Linked DNA regions of Homo sapiens: regions 1 and 3 are each linked to region 2. Evidence: chromatin contacts called from ENCODE Hi-C data. All regions are on one chromosome and are shown on one strand. Each heading gives the region's core, a stretch centred on a gene start or an enhancer-like site at or near the end of the contact. The rest is flanking DNA. Distances are from core to core; before and after follow the strand shown.

Region 1 (2,700 bases), core at 53-2,552, 3.0 Mb before region 2:
AATGAGCTACATCCATATACCAGGAGAACATCTGCCAACCCATGGCCTTCATCCCAAGGCTGCAGACACTTTTGGTTTATCTGAAAATGCAGTATTCTTGGGAAAATTTCTAACATAAAAACCTAAACAGAAACTAAACTATGGGTAGTTCTAAACCACCAATAACCAACAATCCACCTTCATTGTTCTGTGTGTCCCCATTCTTCAATTTTCAACTTTCCTCACTACTTTTTTCCTATAATATGCACTTTCCTACCTGCCTTCTCACCCATACCCTTTCAGGCTCCCTACTTCCCTCCAAGAACATGCCAGTCTCTCCCACAACGTGACACTCTTACCAATTCTAGCGCTTCTCACACCAAAAATCCTAACCCCACTCCCTTCGCCCACCCCAGCTCTCCTGCCCCTTTCAACCTTCAGACCCTTCCAGCCCTTCCGAGCCCCTGGTGAAAGGTGGCTTGCTGTCCCACAGACCCAACCTTCCAACCTCCGATCTCCCAACCTTCACCTGCCTCCCCTTCCTTCCCCACACTCCTCCACCCCCCACTCCTCTCCTTCACCATCTATTCTTCCCTTCTTCCCACTCTAGGGGCTTCCCTCTCCTAGGACCCCAATCTCTCCATCCCTTTCCTTGCCTTCTGTTCTCAATCTTCAAGACCCTCTTCCTTCACGCCTCACTATCCCCAACTTGGCATTCCACACCCCCAACTTTTCTTCCCTGCCCCCAAGACCCCACCCTCTCTATTCCTATCCTATCTCGTTTCCTCCTTGAACCCCTAAAATCCCATTCCCTTCCCCCTTCCTTCTTCCCGCTCTCTCCCCAAGCATGCCTCTCCCCGAGTCCACCCAGGCTAATCCTGCTCCCTGTCCCACCCAGGCCCCGAACCCCAATTCTCACACGTCCCCATAGCCTGCCCCCGCACCCCTACGCCACCCTTAAACCCATCGCCCCCACCAGTATACCTCATCCTCCCCTCAACCCGCGCCCCGCCGTCCCTCTGGGGCGTCCCCTCCCCCACCCCGCCCCTCCCTAACACCCCGCCCCCGCTCCCACACGCAACCCGGGGCCCCGCGAGCGGCCCGGCCCGCGGCCGCCACCTACCTGTGCCCCTGCCCGGGGCAGCGAGCGGCAGCTCCTCGGTGACGGCTCCCTCCTCCCGCGGCCCGGCTGACGGGGAAGGGCTCAGCACCCCGGGCACAAAGCTAGGAAGGGTGGGACACAGTGAAGGTGGGAGGAGGGAGGGGGCTGGGGGCAACCAGGCGCCGTGGGACCGCGGGACCGGCGGGGGCGGGAGCAAGGCTGGGCCGGGGAGGCGCGCGTGCGCGGGCCCCGGCACGAAGGCGGGGCCGGACCTGGAGGCGGGGCCAGGCCCAGGGCAGGCGACCCGAGGGCCGAGGGTTTGGAACTCGCAGAGGTGGGCCCTGCGCGTGCGTGCTCGCGGGAGGGTGGGTCCCCTGGGTCCTGCGGGCCCCGGGGATAGAGCTGAGCTGGGGGAGGGTAGGCAGCGCGCGCCCCGGGACTGGCCTGGGGAAAGGCGCACAGGAGTGGTTTCGCATCTTGGCCCGCGAAGTAATGGGAGCCGGAGAGGGCGGGGCCGATTGTGGGCGGGGCCTGTGGGAGGCGTGGCGCTAAGAGCTAGGGGTAGGAGGGGCCGAGGCCGCCGCGAGGGGGCGGGGCTGAGGCGGGGTGGGGCCTCTGGGAGGCGTGGCGCGAAAAGCTCGGGGTAGGAGCGAGCGCGCCCGGGAACTCGGTGGAGCGAGCGCGCCCGGGAACTCGGTGGAGGCCGCGGTGGCGGGGTGGGGCGGGGCTGAGGGCAGGGCGGGGCCTGTGGGAGTCGTGGCGCAAAGAGCTCGGGGTAGGAGCGCGCGCCCGGAAACTCAGCGGTGGCCGCGGCGAAGGGGCGGGGCTGAGGGTGGGACGGGGCTTGTGGGAGGCGTGGCGCGAAGATTTCAGAGTTGGAGCGCGCGCGACCCCGGACTCCACGGAGGCCGCGGCGAGCAGGCGGAGCTGCGGGTCGGGACGCTCTGCGTGGGGCGGGGCGCAAGGGAGGTTTCGAGCCCGGAAGGTCCGGCGCCCAGAGCTAACGGGAGTCCCAGGTGAGCGGGTAGCGGGGTAGGCAGGCTGGCACCAGAGGGTATGGGGGCCTGGCCGGGCAAGGCAGAAGGACGGGGATGTTGGTGGGAAGGGAGCAACAGTGGAGGGGTGGTGAAGAGACGCGCGGCGGGAGGCGTGGAAGGGCCGCGGCGGGAGGTCTGACGCGGGCCCGCCTTTTCCTCTAGACCCTGGAAGCGCCACTACCAGCCCACGAAACTCTTTGAGGCCAGAAATAGCGTCTTGACCCCCCAAAAGGGAAAACCAGTTGTAAATCGAAATTAATTAGTCTACCAAAATGTAATGTAAGCTGTCAGCCGCAACGTAACACATCTAGCTATAAATTGTACCTAAGGTCGGGGGCATTTATATATTCTTTACATAATTTGGGGCGGGCCTCCACAAGTCTGAGGCTTTAGGGCCTTGAACTGAGGAGGAGGGTTTGGGATGGAGGTGAGAAGGTGGTGCCAGGGCTGGTTTGCCTTGGAAGCCGTGGCCCTGGCCCCTCGGAGACAGAAGCCTTAGGCCGGGTCCGTGTTTTCTAAAGTACACCACGTTCCCAATGGATGATGCTTGAAGAAAGAGCGTGAGGAGTCCAGCTGTAGCAC
Region 2 (2,700 bases), core at 64-2,563:
ACATACTTTCCAAAGCAAGTAAATGCCCCATGACAATCCAGAAGCTGATATTTTCCCAAGTCAAGGATGAACAACTTCCACTGTCACACTTTCTCTAACCTGGACGACAATTACAAACTGTCACACTTCATTGTACATAGTCTTTGGCTGTTTTAGTTACAGAGGTTGTCAATTTCTGACCATGGGTTGAAACTTTCAATATTTGGTGAATATTCCAAAATAATTTCTTATGAAAATGAATAGGCCGGGTGCAGTGGCTCACGCCTGTAATCCCAACACTTTGGGAGGCCGAGGAGGGCGGATCACGAGGACAGGAGTTCGAGATCAGCTTGCCCAACATAGTGAAACCCCGTCTCTACTAAAAATACAAAAAAAACTTAGCCGGGCTTGGTGGCGGGAGCCTGTAATCCCAGCTACTATGGAGGCTGAGGCAGGAGAATCGCTTGAACCCAGAAAGCGGAGGTCGCAGCGAGCCGAGATCGCGCCACTGCACTCCAGCCCGGGCCACAGTGCGAGACTCCGTCTCAAAATAATAAATAAATAAATAAATAAATAAATAAATAAAAATAGACTGACTATATTCAAAGCTGGATTCAAGTTTTATCCCATTTGTAAGATGTCTCAGCTTAAAAAAACAAATATAACTGCAGCAGTAGAAAGGTTTTCCCTTTTTTCCCCCTTTGGAGCAACCCTATTAACTCGAGGTTGTTATTTCTCATAACTACCTTATCAATTAAAAAAAATGCTCCTCCTCTTCTCTGGAACGAGATTTTTACCTTTCTCAGCTTCCTCGTCTCTCCCATGTCTACCATGGCAGTCTGGTTACTTCTGTGTTACGGAGTCTGAGGATGCAGACGTCAGGGAGCTTGGGACTGGGTGTGACAGTGTGGATTCGGTTTTGACAGGTTGAGCGTGAGAGACTATATGAAGCTGTATTTTGCTGAAACATTGTAGAGAAAAACATATATTTCTGAAATGCTGTTTGTTAGACGAGTTGTAACAGTGTGTTTAGTTGGTTTGTGAGGGTGGTGTGTATTTGTGTGACTAACCACGTGAGGTGCACAATCTGGTCCCCGCCTCAGCTAGGGGGAGGCGCTATCCTGAGGCCTTTGCTTAAATCCAAACTGGAATAACCTGTTGCGAGACTTGAAGCTTCCGCAGCTGCAGGTTGCAGTCTCTGCCGCCAGCGCAGAGATCCTGGCCGGGTAGTCGCGCGCTCAGCGCTTGACAGGAGGGTGGTCACGTGGAGCCGCAAAGCGGCGCTTTGCGACCTCGATGACAGGCAAAATGTGCGACAGCCGTGGCGCTGGCCAACCAGGGGCGGAGGCGGCGGCCAGGGAGGAAGCGGAGGAGGCGGAGGCGGCCGCGGCGTTCGCCCGCCCGCTCGCTCGCTCGGTTTCCCCGCCCCCGCCGGGCTTAACGCCGCTGAAGGTATCCGGGTGCGCGCTGTCGCAACCTGCCCTCATCCTGGCCCGCGACTGTAAGACCGGACCCACATCCAGACCAATCTTCCTGTCCGGGCTGCTGCGACGCGGGCTCCGCAGGTTGCAGGCGGGCGGCCGGGGCGCCTGAAGGTTACCGAGTGCATGAGCGCCTAGCGCTTCCCGCGCTGCCCCGCCCGCTGGCCCGCCGACCCGCCCGCCGGCTCGCCCGCCAGCCCCTCGGCGCCCGGCGGCGGCGGCGGCGGTGGCGGCGACGGTCGCAGGAGGTGCCGTCTGCCTCCCAGGTGCGCGCTTCGCTCCCGGAGCCGCGGAACTCGGCGGCCGCCATGGCGTCCAACATGGACCGGGAGATGATCCTGGCGGATTTTCAGGTGAAGTATCTGGCCCTCTTCCCCTCCCACTTCCAACCTCGTGGGTTTCCGGTGCCACAAGGGAGTCTTCTTCCCAGCGTTTGAACGCTGCAGTGGTGTGTCATTTAGGCTTTTATACGGTGCGTGGCGTGTGTGTGTGTGTGTGGCGAGCTATGGAGAAGCGTATAATTTATATGCTATCATGAGTGTGTAGAATGTGTTAAGTACGGGTTGAATGGGATTGGAGGTATTAATGACTTGGGTTACAATGTGTGTGGAATGTGTAGTGTTTCCTGTATTATATGGGGGGACGTGTAGAGTTTTTGTTTTAATTGGTGTTGGACCATTAAGTATGGGATGTTTTGGGTGGTTCTGTGGGGAGAGATGTATGGAGTGTGAGCGTGGAGCGTGTGGTGTTATGGGCGTGGTGTATTTATATTGTATTAAGGGAAGAGTAAAAAAGCAGAATGATGAGATGGCGAGGGCAATGACAATGGGGTACTGAGGTCCTTTTCAAAGAGGAGTAAACATTTGAGACTTTGCCTAATTGGAATCTTTGGAGGGTAAGAAGATAACAAGGAGACAGATAAGACTATATATTCCAGAGTATCTCTGCAATGAATTCACAAGCTTAATAAATTACCTATTCATATTTGCGGATTCCCCTCCCCTACAGACTTGAATTGCTTGGTTGGTGTCCTTTCTCCAGGAATACTTTAAAGGATAAGTAAAGGCTGTTCTCTTAATAAACCCAGTCGTAGTGCCACTGACATGTAAGTATCTTAGGAAGGCCCTTTGAAAGTAGAACTGTATGCATTGTGAAAGACTTGGAGCTAGAACTAATATCCTGTGAGTGCTACCTTTGCCTTTTGATGTTTGGTGAAGGAATTATTTTAGTGAGATATTTT
Region 3 (2,700 bases), core at 105-2,604, 2.9 Mb before region 2:
TAATTTAAAAAAAAGTTTGTTGTTGTTGTTGTTGTTGTTTTTGTGGAGATGAGGTCTCACTATGTTGCCCAGGCTGGTCTCAAACTCCTGGCTTGTGATCCTCCTGCCTTGGCCTCCCAAAGTGCTGGGATTACAGGTGTGAGCCACTGTGCCTGGCCTGGACTAATTCTTTACAAGTTTTCTCCACCACCGGATAGATCTCTTCACGGCAGAGACTTGATCTATCAGTTGTATTCCCAGTTTGTCCTACAGTGCTTTAGACATGATTGATAGTAACATGATTTTGGAAGTGAATAGGATATAATCTTAAAGCATTCAGGAAGCCATTGTTAGCAAACGTTGCAGAGCAGTAGGTGTGATCTCAATTCCTCTCACCAGCCTATGCATTTCCTTAGTCAGTAAATCACTGAATCTATTTCTGTCTTGAGTATTGCATGTTGACTGTGGCATGTGATTGAGCATAAAAAGGCGTTAGCGATATGCATCCAGAGATCTCACTGAGGTCTAAAGCACTGAGAAGACTTCATTAGGTGAAACTTGGGTTGGTGAAACACCTTTTTTCTTACTGGCAGTATATTAATGATAACATTTGTATAGCATATTATTTACATCCTCACAACATCACCAGGATATTTTTATTTTCATCCTTATCTTACTGTTGAAGAAATGGAGGCTCAGAGAAGATAAAAATATTCAATTTAGCAAGTGGCAGATCTGGAAGTAGAAACCAGATTTTATGAAACCAAAGGCATCTCTAGAGAATTTTTTTTTTATTTCAGTAAAATTACTGCGTACCTATTGTGGAGAAGACCACCACATCCTTTGGTTTCACTTTTAGGTGACTTATAAAGTAATAGGGAGAAATGAGGGCAGATCATTTTGCTAGCTCTAACTGAAGAATTCCAGTCAATCAATACTGTGGCTGTTATCGGCTTTATAAAAGACTACTATTCCCAGCATGCCTCAAGGCACCTCCAGGAAGACCTTGACTCCCAGCATTCTGTACTTTGGAACTCCGAGTCCCAGAATGCAACATTCCTCCTACTTCCTCTCAGGGGGCCGTCGAGACTACAGTTCCCAGCATGCAGCGCCGCCACCTGCTTCTGGCGCCCCGCTGGACCCTGCTTCGAAGGGACCGTTTGGTCGCCAGAGGGCGGTTCCTGGAGTTACAGCCGCGTTTGCGGGACGTGTCTGCGCGGCAGTCCTGGCCTGTTGAGCTTGTCCAGACGAAGCCTCGCAGGGATGGGTTGGAGCCTGGGCCGGGCTTCGCTCAGGCAGCGTTTGAGGCAGACCCAGCAGGGTCCTCCTGGGGCCTTCCTGCCTTTGAACTGCGGTGGCGGGCGGGCGCACGGTCTCCTGTACGCCCTAGACTAGGGGCCGCCATCTCCATGGCCACGGCCGTGAGCCGGCCCTGCGCCGGCAGGTCGCGGGACATACTGTGGCGCGTGAGTGCGGCGTGCACTGTGGCACGCACTGCCAGGGTCGGGCCGGGCGGGCAAGCTCTGATCGCGCGTGCGCGCTGGGCGGGGGAGGGCCGGTCCCGGGGCAGCGTGGAGAGAACGCGTGGGGAAGGCACCACTTGGGGGACTGATTGCAGGGTTGTGGGAAGTCCTGAGTGGAAGTTGGTTACGGGGTAGGAGAGGGGTCCTGAGTGGAAGGAAGCTGGTCAGAGTGGGACGGATGGACTGAATGGAAATTGGAATAGGGAGTGAGGCGGAGTTTTACGCAAGGGTACCGTATCCAGTAGGTGCAAAATAAATAACTTAATTTGTTTCGTTAAGAAGTGGGAAGGAATGCACGGAATTGGAAAGAAATGTGGCATTAGTAGAGGCTGGGGTTAGGGTCCAGTAAGCAGGGCAGGTGTTCTTTGTAAGGTAGAATGGGACTGAGCTGAGTGGAATAGTACTTCCTCCTTAAAGTTACGGAATTAACAGTACTACATCGCTTCTCTGGAGTGCAAAGAGAAAGAGGAGAAAGATCCCTTTTGGAAAAGTGCTTCTATCCCAGTGCACTGCCATCTCCCCTGTATTCCAAACTAAAAACTTTTGGGTCCGTAAGTCTTATCTTTTTTTTTTTTTGAGCCGGAGGCTCGCTCCCTGTTGCCCAGGCTGCAGTGCAATGGCGCGTTGTCGGCTCACTGCAACCCCCGCCTCCAGGGTTCAAGGAGTTCTGCCTCAGCTTCCCGAGGAGCGGGGATTATAGATACGCACCACTACGCCCAGCTAATTTTTGTATTTTTAGTAGAGATGGGGTTTCACCATGTTGGTCAGGCCGGTCTTGAACTCCTGACCTCAAGTGAGTCATCCGCCTCGGTCTCCCAAAGTGCTGAGATTACAGGCGTGAGCCACCGTGCCTGGCCTCTAAAATTTTTTTAAAAATTATTTTTATAATAGAGATACGATATCTTCTCCAGCCTGGTCTTGAGCTCCTGGGCTCAACTAGTCCTCCTGCCTCAGCCGCCTAACTATTTGGGACATCAGGTGCATGCCATCGTGCCTGGTGTATGTTTAGCATGCATGAGTACTTCATTCCTTTTTGTGGCTGAATAATCCACTGTATGGACATACCACATATTTTGTTTATCCATTCATCAGTATGTGGGTATTTGGGTTGTTGCCACCTTTGGCACTTGTGAGCCACCGCACTTGGCTGACAGTGTCTTCTGAAGCAAAAAAGTTTTAAATATTGCTGATGTCCAAT

Evidence for each region. Hi-C counts contacts between places; a loop is a spot of excess contacts on that map. Pooled maps may share reads with other maps.
Region 1: a map of B cell shows a loop between it and region 2 (14-fold over the local background). The contact joins the promoter of LRRC42 here to the promoter of FAF1 in region 2. A Hi-C loop is called at or near these places in 4 of 168 maps with a recorded cell type or tissue (B cell, CD4-positive, alpha-beta T cell, CD8-positive, alpha-beta T cell and 1 more), 1 of 37 single-sample maps with no recorded cell type and 10 of 50 pooled maps.
Region 3: a loop to region 2 is called in a map of CD8-positive, alpha-beta T cell, with 14 times the contacts of the local background. The contact joins the promoter of NDC1 here to the promoter of FAF1 in region 2. A Hi-C loop is called at or near these places in 2 of 168 maps with a recorded cell type or tissue (CD8-positive, alpha-beta T cell and naive thymus-derived CD4-positive, alpha-beta T cell) and 8 of 50 pooled maps.

What each region holds. Positions count from the first base shown.
Region 1 is chr1:53,944,952-53,947,651 of GRCh38, reverse strand. LRRC42 (leucine rich repeat containing 42) reads right to left here and starts at 1,302. Exons shown (of 9, transcript NM_001256409.2): 1 at 1,103-1,302. IFT25 (intraflagellar transport 25) reads left to right here and starts at 1,953. Exons shown (of 6, transcript NM_016126.4): 1 at 1,953-2,097. RefSeq lists a silencer at 987-2,056.
Region 2 is chr1:50,958,880-50,961,579 of GRCh38, reverse strand. FAF1 (Fas associated factor 1) reads left to right here and starts at 1,313. Exons shown (of 19, transcript NM_007051.3): 1 at 1,313-1,813. The coding sequence starts at 1,769. It also overlaps a transcript of CDKN2C not described here. RefSeq lists silencers at 1,347-1,506, 1,617-1,666 and an enhancer at 1,977-2,026.
Region 3 is chr1:53,836,950-53,839,649 of GRCh38, reverse strand. It overlaps NDC1 (NDC1 transmembrane nucleoporin), which reads left to right and starts at 1,354. Exons shown (of 18, transcript NM_018087.5): 1 at 1,354-1,445. The coding sequence starts at 1,389. RefSeq lists an enhancer at 881-1,360 and a silencer at 1,471-1,600.